3 separate regions of the Homo sapiens genome follow, and all the other regions are linked to region 3. Evidence: chromatin contacts called from ENCODE Hi-C or POLR2A ChIA-PET data. All regions are on one chromosome and are shown on one strand. Each heading gives the region's core, a stretch centred on a gene start or an enhancer-like site at or near the end of the contact. The rest is flanking DNA. Distances are from core to core; before and after follow the strand shown. Region 1 overlaps BABAM2 (BRISC and BRCA1 A complex member 2). Region 2 overlaps BABAM2 (BRISC and BRCA1 A complex member 2). Region 3 overlaps BABAM2 (BRISC and BRCA1 A complex member 2).

Region 1 (4,133 bases), core at 1,342-3,841, 34 kb before region 3:
TACCTGGAGGAGTGGTAAGGTCATGGTATAGAAGAGCATGTGGAATGGGAAATGCTGTTGTGGCCATCTTTGGAAAACACAGTCTGCTACAGTCTCTTACTTAACTTACTACTTCCTTTTCATCTAAAATCATGCTCTACCGAATTCTTTTTTAAAATGTCTACTCTTAGTGCTGTCTAGAGTAGGCTTAGATAAAGAAATAATGAGATGGTAATTCTAGGCAGAGATAAAAGAAGCAAAACTTAGAGGGTAGAAAGCAAATTATGTGCTCAAGGAATGTTGAAGAATAGCAGATAGTGTTGAAAAGTGAGCTTAAGGACAGGCTATCAAGGCAATCTGGTTTAGTAGAAAATGGGGTAAAGAGAATGCTGGAAAGATTATGATGGTGCCAAAAAAAATGGAGGCCATCAAATACTGTACTTCAAAATTTGGACTGAGTAGGTCCTCAATAGTAACTGGTGCATAGATGAATGAATTAAAGTACTTTGAAAATTGTGGATCCTTTTCTTTCTACAGGAGATTGTCATCCCTGCAATTGCCTGGCACTTGTTTTACCCAAGTGTAGTGAGATAATGTTGCAGAAAACAGAAAAAGGAGAAACAGGAAGACAATAACCAACATTTTTTTAGCCAGAGAAGAAACAGTTTTGCAATTTGCTCTACACTGGGATGACCAAAGCGTCTGATTTCAACATTAAGTAGCATTCATTCCTTAGTCATGATATACTTTAGGCATACTGTCGAGCAACACATCTTGTGTCTAAATAATCATTTCATGATTTGCTTATCAGATTCATCCCAAGGACAGAATCAAAAGCTCTGCTAAAATTGGGATAAATTAAATTTATCTTTTGCTTCCAATGTACTATACTCATCATTCTGTAATAAGAATTGATCTATTAAGAATTGTTTTTTACAAAGCAAAATTGGTTAGTCCTATACTAGTCCAAATGTTGGCAAACTACTTTTGTGATTCTTTTTCTGAGTTCTTTCTAAATATGTATGTCAACCTGCTCTATATAACCTTCATAATTATCTTTTACTTTCTTTAATGCAGAAACTATGCTGCTGCTTTTCAAATCTTTAGATACTTCCTTATCCCACTGGAAGATTCCCAAAATTACCTAGTGTCCTTCCAATTAAGAATTTCCACATAAGACATCATCTTTTAGTGCCTTTGTATCACTCATTTAATAAACATTTCCTGATTGTCTACTGTGTGGGTCATCGGCAACAGATCTTGGAAATCACAGAGGATTCTTGCTCCTAGAATTTAACAATATATTATTTTAGAGACTAAAGATTTGGTTTGATAGAAATAATCTGGACATCAAATTCTTTCATATCTCAAATCCAAAAATTTCTTCCTTCATGCCATCCTTAGCGCACTATCAGGATTTGGGGTGTTTCTATGATGTTATTGCTTGATACCCATAAATCTGACATAAATTTGGCCTTCAAAAAGTTTACTATTTTTCTATAAAGCAGCACAACTTATCTTTCCTTTCCCTTCATTTATGTTAGGAACCAGAACATAAAAGAAACCAAGAGCTACATTAATAATCTTGTTTAACTCTACAGAAGATATGGTTTTCGTAAAGATGAAAAGAAGACAACTCAGAAGTATAAAAGATCTGTGCCATCATAGATTATTAAGAATACCATTTAAAATAATTCATGCATGAGGTTGTATCCTCTTTATAAACAGGTTCCTCTCTTAGGTGAACTGGGGTAAAGGTAATCACCATTCTACAGGAAAAAAAAAACATGTTGCCAAAATGTGACCTGTGAGTCATAAGAAAGGAGGAAAATTGCTCATTTTTCTAAATCTCACAACATAGGTCACCCATTATGGAATGAGAAATCAGAAACACTAAAACGATACTTTTATTTTAACATTAAATAGTCCAAAAAAAGTGCTTTAACTATCTCTGTTCGTATAGTTTGAAAATCCAGTGCAAATATTCAAGTCATACCCAAGGTAAATAGTCTTACCCAATGCTGATATTAGGAATAGAAAAATCTCAATGTTAAGGGAATAAAACACAGAGAAGAAATTAGGCCATGTTACTGTCCTTGACAATCAAAGCCTAAAACAAAATAAAACTAAAAATTCCCGTGTGACTCTGAAGACAAGCATAACTTCATTTGCAATGGGGAGGAAACTTCCACTAATGCACATATCTGTGTTATGGAAAAACCAGACAAGATTTACAAATGATATAAAAGATCACTCAAGTTTTTGCCCTAGACCAACAAAACGATCAGAGTAATTTCAAATTGCTACCTAGTAACTTTAGAATTTGCCAAAGTTTGAAGTTTTTTGTTCTTTAAAGGAAGAAAGCAGCAATGAGTAACAATAGTGTGCTTCCTGGCCTTAGGAAGAGTGAGACAGGAGCTCTCCAGCTGCACTTCCTAGCAAAGTATGCCAGCTGCCTTCTGCAAACTGAGATCAAATTGCCAAGAACTTACAGGAGAGCAGTTATGATGGATGACCTAAAATACTGATCTGTTGCAAAGAGGATGTAGTGCAAACCACACAGGAACTGACAGGAAATCAGCCCTTGGGCTGGCAACTACAGATTCAAGAAGGCTAGGAATCCTGGACCTTTGACAGCCAAATTTCATCATCTTCCTTTGTAGGAAGAGTTACATTTCTGAGAGAGCAGTCTGAAAAATCTTGTACAAAGCTTTTTGGTGTCTATTACTATTTAATAATACTGCCCCCTGCCTGAACCACTGGTTTCCTCACATGTGTTAAAAGCCCATCGAAGGTCCCAGAGCACTACTTGACCAAAAATCACATGTTTGCTGGCACACACCTTCATTCTCTCAGCCACGAGCCCACTGAATGCCATAAATGATTCACAGGCTGTCATGGTGGTAAGAAGAAAAACTAATATTTGGAGTTCACCAAATAGTGAGTCATATTTCTGGAAGAAAAGAAAGCCTTACAATTGGCAATGCTTTGGCATGAAATTTTAAAAATTGTTTTTAACATTAATATTAATTCGACGAAAGTTGGCAAAAAGAAATTGATTGAGAAACGTGATATTTGGTCGGCTTATGCCACATAAAAGTCCAGTTCATGCTCCAAGAAAAAGGATGAGTAGGATATCTATTACCTATTTCTAGACTTGCCTTCTGTACTCACTGCTGCCAAGTTACTCATTCTCCCACACAACACTTTCCATACTAATTTTGACCCTTAAGAATCAAAAAGAAGTCTTGCCTTCTTTGCTCCCAAATGCCAAAATGGAATCTTTTAGTATTTCACCTTTATAAAGGGAATGTTTGAAAACAGCCCTCTTTGGCTGTGACATCAGTGAGTTGCTGAGGCCTCCAAGGGCCGGAGGAAGCATTCCCAGTCCCTCACAGTGCTGCTGCACTCCTACGGTGCAATCTGGCAATGGCCAGCGACCAAATCTTTAAAGCTGTTTTATGGTATTTAACATATGGTCATAAATTGCTCAGTGCTCTAAAGAGGGGCTAAATTTGCCGCCCCTATTGATGAGACATGTTCTTATTTATTTAAATTTAGTGGCAAGCTGGCATTTCTCCAGATGGAGAGGTTTAGGCATAAGTACAAAGGAAGAACTAACTAGAAATGAGTTGTAACTTTTCTATACACTGAATGCAACCCCACAAACTCAGGCTTCTGTGCCCAAGTTTGTGCACCGCTATCAAACACAGCTTACCAAATAGAAAGACAATAATATGAAAAGACTCTAATTTCTAAGGGCCAAGGAGGGATGAAACAAATTTTATTCAGACTGGATACGAATTTTGTTTTTAATCTCCTTCTCTTTCTCCTCAGGCTAGCTCTATTCCCACCCATCTCTCTTACCTGTCTCTTTATTCCCCTCACAAATTAGATGTATCTGGTCTTCATCTGAAATCCCACATCTGCAAAACTCTCTAGAACTTCCTTAATCTTCTGGCATTCACCTTCTTATTTTGCCATATTTTTCATTGTTTATTTTTTAATGGTTTTAATTTTCCATCACTAAAAACATGATCATACTTAAACATTTTGTTCCCTTCCTTTTACGAGCTAGCCCTGTAGCCAAAGGCAGAAAAAAAGAAATATTTTTTTTTTTTTTGGTGAGATCGTTGGTAATGATATTAATGTAG
Region 2 (4,394 bases), core at 562-3,061, 57 kb before region 3:
CCTGTCCACAGGATACTTGCCTTATTCCTCACCAGTGAAATATTATCATACTATTTTGTCTATCAGTTTCAATAACTGCCAGGAAAACATAGTTTCTAAGAAACAATTCAATACTAATACAACTAATACAATCACTAATCATTAGAGAAATACACATCAAAACCACGAGATACCATCTAACATCAGTCAGAATGGCTATTACTAAAAAGTCAAAAAATAACAAAATGCTGGTGAGGCTGCACAGAAAAGGAAATGCTTACACACTGTTGGTGGGAACATAAACTAGTTCAGCCACTGTGGAAAGCAGTTTGGAGATTTCTCAAAGAACTTAAAATAGAGCTACCATTCAACCCTGCAATCCCATTACTGTGTATATACCCAAAAGAATATAAATCATTCTATGAAAAAAACACATATACTCATATGTTCATTGCAGCACTATTCACAATAGCAAAGACTTGGAATCATCCTAGATGCCCATCAAGAGTGAATCTGATAAAGAAAATGTACATAGGCCAGGCGCAGTGGCTCACACCTGTAATCTCAGCACTTTGTGAGGCTGAGGCAGATGGATCACCTGAGGTGAGGAGTTCGAGACCAGCCTGGTTAACATGGCGAAACCACGTCTCTACTAAACAAAAAAATACAAAAATTGGCTGGGCATGGTGGCGCATGCCTGTAGTCTCAGCTACTTGGGAGGCTAAGGCAGGAGAATTGCTTGAATCCAGGGGGTGGAGGTTGCAGTGAGCCGAGATTGTGCCGCTGCACTCCAGCCTGGGCAACAGAGTAAGACTCCATCTCAAAAAAAAAAAAAGAAAAAAAGAAAATGTGGTACATATACACCATGGAATACTACACAGCCATAAAAAAGAATGAGATCATGTCCTTTGCAGCAATATGGATGTAGCTGGAGGCTATTATCCTACCAAACTAACCAGGAACAGAAAGCCAAATACCACATGTTCTCACTTGTAAGTGGAAGCTAAACATTGGAGTATACATGGACACAAAGAGGGGAATAATAGACACTGGGGCCTACTTGAGGGTGGAGGGTGAGAGGAGGGTGATGGTCAAAAACCTACCAATCGGGTACTTTGCTCACTATCTAGGTGACTAAATCTTTTGTACACCAAACCCCAGTGATATGCAATTTACCCACGTAACAAACCTGCACATGTAACCCCAGAACCTAAAATGAAACTTGAAAAAGAAAAAAAGAAAAAGGTAAATGACTGGTTTTCTGCCAATGATAGATTATTCTTATCAGTTGCTGCATTAAATGATTACTGACTGAAACTCCAAGTATGGAAGTGAGAGTCAGACAAGAACTTTGTGGAAACGCCAGTTTGAAGGAGATAGTCTCAACAAAAAGTAAGTTCAAGCAATAGAGTTTGTGTCCGTCCATTTTTGCATCACTATAAAGAACTAACCGAGGACTGGATAATTTATAAAAAGAGGTTTAATTGGCTCACAGTTCTGCAGGCTGTACAGGAAGCATGGTGCCAGCATCTGCTTCTGGCAAAGACCTCAGCAAGCTTACAATCATGGCAGGAGGTGAAGGGAGAGCAGGCACATCACAAGATGAGAGTGGCAGTGAGAGCAAGAGGAGGTGCCACGCTCTTTTAAACAACCAGATCTCACATGAAGTCAGAGCAAGAACTCTTTCATTATCACAAGGACAGCACCACACCATTCATGAGGGATCCACCCCCATGACCCAAACACTTCCCACTAGGCTCACCTCCAACACTGGAGGTCACATTTCAACATGATATTTGGAGGTGACACATATCCAAACCATTTCAGAGCTTTACGAAAAACTTTGAAGAGGTGACTCATTTCCAAGAGTTAGCTCTAACCCTTAGTGTGTCCTTACACTGAAATTTAATATCTCTCTGAAAATTCCATTTGCTGGTTCTGAGAACTTTATGGGACAAGTTTAATTTATCTGTAATATCACAGCCCTTCAATTATTTGAAGGCAGTTCTCGTGACCTATCTTTCAACCCCACTAGGAGTCACCTCTTAGACAGGCTTACTATCCCAGTCTCCTTCACTATTCCTCATCTGACTTGTTTCAATTTCCTTCATCATTTGGCTCTCTCCTCTCTGAATATGTACCAGTTTGTCTATAGCTCTCTTAGAGGATAACACCCAGATCTCAAGATAAGATTCTAGGTGTGTTCTAAAGAGCACAGAAACAAATACAAAAATCCATGCCTTAATTTATGTATTAAACTTCTATTGATAAATGGCATTGTAAGTTAAAATAGCTTTTTTGGCAGCCTCATCAGTAGTGACTCCTATTATGCTTCTTATTAACTAAAAGCCCTAACATTTTTATGTATTTACCACTGCTAAGCTACATATCCCTCTTCTTAACTGGGACAACTAAATTTTAGAATCCATTTTGAAATTTTAAATTTATCTGTATTATATTTCAGTATCGCTAGATTTACCTATTTAAAGTCCATCATGATATTCTTAGATTCTACTCCAATTTTGGGTTGGCACTCCTAACTTCAAATTATAAACATACTGGCTAGGCATCCTTCTGGAAACCTCCCTTTATGACAATTTATAAACAATAAACAATCTTGGGTGCAATAATTTAAACAATAATGTCTAACCAATAATAATATGAACTTAAACATTCATCACAAGTTTGTCAAGGAACTTGTCAACTGCCTCAGCAATGTAGGCTGTTGTGCCTACAAATGCAAGGATGCCACTAATTATTCCATTGCACAGCATTCTTTTCATCTTGAGTGGTAGAGTTTAATTTCCAATATCAAGGAAAAAGACTCTAAGGAATTACTACATCTGAGAGTTGGCATATTTACATGAATTAGGCTCTCAAACAAAATCTGTAGAACAAAGGATGGAAGTAGGGGGCAGAGGCTAAACTTAGGTCATTTAAATTTGCCTCCTCTTCTTAGAAGACTTCCTTCTGCCATATCCCTCTCCTAGACTTCGGACCACACCTAATCCTTCTTTGCACTTCTAATATCTGAAGCAGTGCTATGTAATAGAAATAATAATGCAAGCCACATACATAATTTTAAACTTACCAGTAGCCACATTCAAACAGTAAAAAGAAAAAAGGTGACATAAAAATTATAAACTATTTTTTAACTTTATACACAGTAAAATTCATCTTTTTCTGTACACCTATAAGAGTTGTATAACATGCAGAGATTTGTGTAAACATCACCAAAATTAGGATACAGAACAATTCTATCACTCTCCAATATGTCTTCATGCTATCCCTGTGTATTTAAATATTCCGACCATTCCTTATTCCTGGAAACCTCTGACCTGCTCTTGGCCCCTTCAGTTTTGCATTTTTCCAGAATGCCATATAAATGGAATCATGCAGTATGTAACCTTTTGAGACCAGCTTCTTCTTTCACTTAGCATAAGGCATTTGAGACTCAAATTGCTGCATGTATCAATAGCTTGCTCCTTTTTTATAGCCTACTAGTATATTCCATTGTACAGATGTACCATAGTTTGTATATCCATCTACCCAATGAAAGACATGTAGGTGATTTCCAGTTTGTGATGATTATGAATGATGCTGCTACAAACATATATGTACATGTTTTGCGTGAATGTACATTTATCATTTCTAGATAAATGTTTAAGACTGGATTGCTAGGTCATATGATGAAGTGTATCTTTAACCATAAAACAAACTGCCAACCTTTTTTCCTGAGTGACTATTACATTTAGCAAACCAACAACGCATGAGAGTTCCAGTTTCTACACATTCGTGCCAACATTTAATATGGTCAATTTTGTTATTATTGTCATTGATTTTAGTCATTCTAACAGGTACATCATGGCATCTCATAATGATTTTAATCTGCATTTTCCTAATGACTAATAAAGTTGAGCATCTTTTCATGTGTTTATTTGCTACCTGTATATATTCCTTGGTGGAGTATCTGTTCAGATCTGTTCCCCATTTTTTTTATTGTTGTTGGTTTTCTTAATGTTGACTTTTGAAAGCTACATATTCTTGAAATTTGTTCTCTGTTAGATACATGATTTGCAAATATTTTCTCTTACTGCTTCTTGTCCTCCTCTTCCTCTTAACAGTCTCTTCAGCAGAGCAAAAGTTTTAAGCTTCAGTGAAATCCAATTTATCAACTTTTTTCTTTTATGGATTATGTTTCTACTGTTGTATCTAACTCAATGCCCAGCCCAAGTCACAAAGCCTTCCTTCTATGGTTACTTCTTGGATTTTTATGGTTTGAAATTTTCCATTTAAGAATGTGATTCACCAATTTTTGAACATGGTTTGAAATATAAGTCAAGGTCCTTTTTTTTGCATGTAGATGTCTACTTGCTGAGAAGACTCCTTTTGCCATTGAAGTGCCTTTGCGTTTT
Region 3 (4,067 bases), core at 830-3,329:
TCACTGTGTGTCTGGCACTAAGTGCTAGGAATATAGCAGTAACAAGAACAAAAAACATATCTTGGTGTTAGAGTACAGAAAGGATTTTGGATAAAAACTATGCTGTAAAAATATATCTTTTACCAATTTCAAATTACCTAAATATACCAGGAATGCACTATTTTAAAGTTTAACATGTGAGTGAACAAAGGGAGTTAAACTCACATTATACAGATTATGAAAGTGGGAATTATCAAGCGGGAATTCTTGATAGCATCAAAGGAGGTAGTTTAATCTAGTACTTTATTACAGAAATGGCAGTTAATCATTGACGCAATAAAATGCTGAGCGTAAGAACCTTCGCACATTCTCATCTGTTGAGTCTCTTATTTTACATTTAATCACATGACTCCCAGTATTATTTGTCTATTTTTCTCCTTGTGGCTTGTTTTCCCAACCAGATCATAAGATTCTAGTGTCAAGCGCTATGTTATACTCCTTTTTAAGTAAGTCCTAGTATAGCACCTAGCACAGTGCTAAGTATCCAGCACTGATGAAATTTTAGCATATTACTAACACTCATAAACTAAGTTCAAGAACTGTCATTTTACAGATGATGACATCAAAGAGCAAAGGGTCTCACTGGCACTCTGGGATTGGAAACCACTTACAGGACACGCTAACCATATCTTAGTCTCCATGGCCTAGGCATCTTTAAATCTCCAGTGTCTAGCACTGATATCCAGGAGGTGAACACTCCAACAACTATGTAGGAGGATAAAGGTTTGCTGAATGAATGCATATATCTTGACTCCTAGTGTTGTACTCTTTTCATGATTAAAAACAACAACAAGAAAAAAAGACTGTTGATTTAACTGGAATTGGGATGATGTGCTCATCCTCACCTCCAAGAAAGGCAAAAGTGTGATTATTTGTGGAAGGTTTTCCCTTTGAAGAACTGTACACACAACTCAGAATTTAAACTTTAAGTTATTACCTATAATTATTATATTTCCACAATAAACAAATAACAGCAGCTAATATTTGTCGGGCATTTACTAATGTGGCAGGCACTATTCTAAGCTCTTTAATTATATTAAACTATTTAAACTTACAGCAACCTTCCAAGATAGGTGCTGTTATTACCCCAATTTACAGATGAGGGCACTGAGGCACGTAGATGCTTATGTAACTTGCTAGTGAGTGACAGAGCTGGGATCCAAACCCAGGATGTCTGCCTCCATGGCCCACTTTCTTAATTACTACATTAAACCATCTCTCAATAATTTAAGAGAAAACCATCAGATTAATATCTTATGATTAGTGAATTATAAATCATAATTAGTGGCTTATAAAGATTTATAACTATAAATCTCATAATTGGTGAACTATAAATGTTTTCAACAAATGATATTTTATTAAGTACCTAGAAAAATGAGAAGTAAAAGATGACAAAATATTGCCAAAAAGAAGTTCTATTACATGCGTTCTAATGAAAAGAAAATTATTTATCAGTAATAAGTATAAAAACTGTAAACACATAAATCAAGGCTACAAGAGAGGGAACAAGCCCCCCGTAACTTGACACAGACTCTACAATGATGACACTGTTCACTGATTTAGCAAACTATATATATAAAGTTTAAGTAAATAATGAAAGGTAAATTTGGATTTGACTCCTCTTTAAATTATCATTTGTTCCTAGTTACTGAGATCCGACTCAAATGTTAAGGTTTCACTATAAAAAAATAAAAGTAGGCAAATTTTACTATACTTTATAGGCTTTTTAGTGACAGCCAAGAACTAATCTAGATTAACAAAGCTATATGAAGATATTCTACAACCTTTAAAACATTAGCAGTTTTAAAATAATGCAAAATATAAGAAAATATATTCTTTCTGGCTTAATAGGGCTAACCCTGTTTTTTGATACACTGTCTGGAAAAAAATAATGACTTAGACCATTTCTATTCTTCAAGCCACCTAAAAAGAACAAAGTAGATGAGTCCAGGGTTCCTTCCCTGAGTCTACGTCAGTTTCCTTTACCCTGACTATTAATTTACCATTTGGCATGTGTCCTACATAGCTTCCTGTTTTCTTGATAGTGACGTTTGTGCTAAACCAACAATATTTAACATCAGCTGAGAAGGAAGTCTTCAACTTTGGCAACCTAAAATAACAAGTGACTCTCAAATAAAATATGCTCAAAGATCAATAACCACCTTTTAAAAAAAAGTCACATATTACAGTAAATTACTGTTAACTAATATTAACTACATTTTCATCTTTTAGAATTTATTTTCTCTGAATTAAATCTAACATAGATTACTCAGTTTCAAAAATTATCATGGTTTCTAGACTGGATGCAGCAGTAAAGAAGCTGGAAGACTGACAAAGGGTATCTTAACATCTATCTAAATAATCTAAAACATGAGCATTTTATCTGCAAAGGCATCTGAACTGGTTCATGGAATCTTACATATTCAGCCTTGAAAGGGCTATAATTATACCCCATCTGACTGGCCAGACCAAATCCACAAGGTCAAGTCTTAGACCTTTTTACAAGCAAAAAGGACAAATTAAAATCGGTAAAAGAAGACAAAATTGCATTCAGATAGATTTTCTCGGTTGATTTTCAGGGGAATGGGGCTATGCATTTGATGACATATGATATTCTTGATACATCAAGTACATTCTATCTCTAAAGCCTAAAAACTATGGCTAGACCCTCCTAGAAAAAATGATACATTTAATTCTTAGCATAGGATTCCAAAATGCCATCACCAAAATAAGTGACTCAGCCCAGAATGTTTTAAAAATTACAAAATTAAAATATTCAAGAAAATGTGTTTGCCAGTTCATGTGGCGTCAACTGTTATTCTCAGCTTCTATGCCATATCTCCATTTATAAATGATAAACTTCAACTCTACTTTAGAGTAGGAAGTATTTTTAAATGTTGGTAGGTGTCCCTATAACAAAAATGTGGTTTAAATTACAATATGGTTTCAGTAGGAATGATGGGCTCACATACAGTTTTTAACAGCTAACTAGGATCGGGAAAAAATCCTTTAACTTTTTCAGATAGATGCTTAGCTTATTAATTTTCAACCTTTCTTCTTTTCTAATATGTGCATTTAATTAACTCTGCTAAGAGAATAAGAGGAAATTGATAGGATTATCTTAATAAGTACAAGTGTTTGATGAAATTAAACATCCATTCATAATTTTAAAAGCTCTCTATAAACTGGGATAAAAGGGAACTTCCTTAATGTGATCAAAGCTATCTACAAAAAACTTAAAGCAACATCATACTTAAAAACAAAACATTAAAATTTTTTTCTTTGAGATAGAGGATGAGACAAGAATACCAACTCTCATCACTTTAATTCAACATTGTACTGGAGGTCTTAGCCAGGATGGAGGAAATAAGGAGTATAAAAATTGGAAAAGAAGAAACAGAACTTACTTTTTTGCAGAAAATGTGACTGTGAACATAGAAAATTTTGTAAATGTTCATATGCACTATTGGAATGAATATGTGGGTTTAGCAAAGTTGTTAGAGCATACATAGAAGTCTATTGTATTTCCATATACCATCAACTGTCAGAAAATAAAACTTTTAGAAAGATGCCATCTAAAATAATATCAAATGATCAAATATATAGAAATAAATGTTACAATAGATGTGCAAGATCTCTATGCAGAAAGCTATTATTAAGAAGAAAATAAGTAAACAAATAAATGAACAGAGATATCATGTTCATGGATTAAAAGACTCATAATGAGGCCGGGCACAGTGGCTCATGCCTGTAATCTTAGCACGTTAGAAGGCCAAGTCAGGTGGATCACTTGAGCTCAAAAGTTTAAGACCAGCCTGGGCAACATGGAGAAACCCTGTCTCTACAAAAAATACCAAAAAGTTAGTGGGCATGGTGGCATGTGCCTGTAGTACCAGCTACTTGGGAGTCTGAGGTGGGAGGATCGCCTGAGCCAGGGAGGTCAAGACTGCAGTGAGCCATCATCACATCACTGCTCTCCAGCCTGAGCCACGGAGTGAGAAAAAAAAAGACTCATAATGAAAAGTTGT

What was found. A loop is a pair of places that touch in the nucleus more often than their neighbours do. ChIA-PET counts read pairs that join two places held with the same protein, here RNA polymerase II (POLR2A). Pooled maps may share reads with other maps.
Region 1: a loop to region 3 is called in a map of endothelial cell of umbilical vein, with 7 times the contacts of the local background. The contact joins two enhancer-like sites. A Hi-C loop is called at or near these places in 5 of 168 maps with a recorded cell type or tissue (CD8-positive, alpha-beta T cell, endothelial cell of umbilical vein, mammary epithelial cell and 1 more) and 7 of 50 pooled maps. POLR2A ChIA-PET finds 5 or more read pairs at or near these places in 6 of 52 experiments (CD4-positive, alpha-beta T cell, MCF 10A, Panc1 and 3 more).
Region 2: a pooled map shows a loop between it and region 3 (2.1-fold over the local background). The contact joins two enhancer-like sites. A Hi-C loop is called at or near these places in 1 of 168 maps with a recorded cell type or tissue (CD8-positive, alpha-beta T cell) and 1 of 50 pooled maps. POLR2A ChIA-PET finds 5 or more read pairs at or near these places in 4 of 52 experiments (Panc1, activated CD4-positive, alpha-beta T cell, activated T-cell and 1 more).

The regions. Positions count from the first base shown.
Region 1 is chr2:27,953,614-27,957,746 of GRCh38, reverse strand. All of the region lies in intron 3 of BABAM2 (BRISC and BRCA1 A complex member 2), which reads right to left. Among named protein-coding and RNA genes, the nearest start is that of MIR4263, 41 kb to the left of the region's middle. Within about 2 kb of position 2,591, at least 28 of the 41 ENCODE cell types and tissues checked have a DNase peak (open chromatin) inside an H3K27ac peak, as active enhancers do; they include CD8-positive, alpha-beta T cell and endothelial cell of umbilical vein, where a contact is called at or near this core.
Region 2 is chr2:27,975,453-27,979,846 of GRCh38, reverse strand. The region is part of intron 3 of BABAM2 (BRISC and BRCA1 A complex member 2); the gene reads right to left. Among named protein-coding and RNA genes, the nearest start is that of MIR4263, 19 kb to the left of the region's middle. Within about 2 kb of position 1,811, at least 7 of the 41 ENCODE cell types and tissues checked have a DNase peak (open chromatin) inside an H3K27ac peak, as active enhancers do.
Region 3 is chr2:27,918,688-27,922,754 of GRCh38, reverse strand. All of the region lies in intron 2 of BABAM2 (BRISC and BRCA1 A complex member 2), which reads right to left. Among named protein-coding and RNA genes, the nearest start is that of BABAM2-AS1, 30 kb to the right of the region's middle. Within about 2 kb of position 2,079, at least 6 of the 41 ENCODE cell types and tissues checked have a DNase peak (open chromatin) inside an H3K27ac peak, as active enhancers do; they include CD8-positive, alpha-beta T cell and endothelial cell of umbilical vein, where a contact is called at or near this core.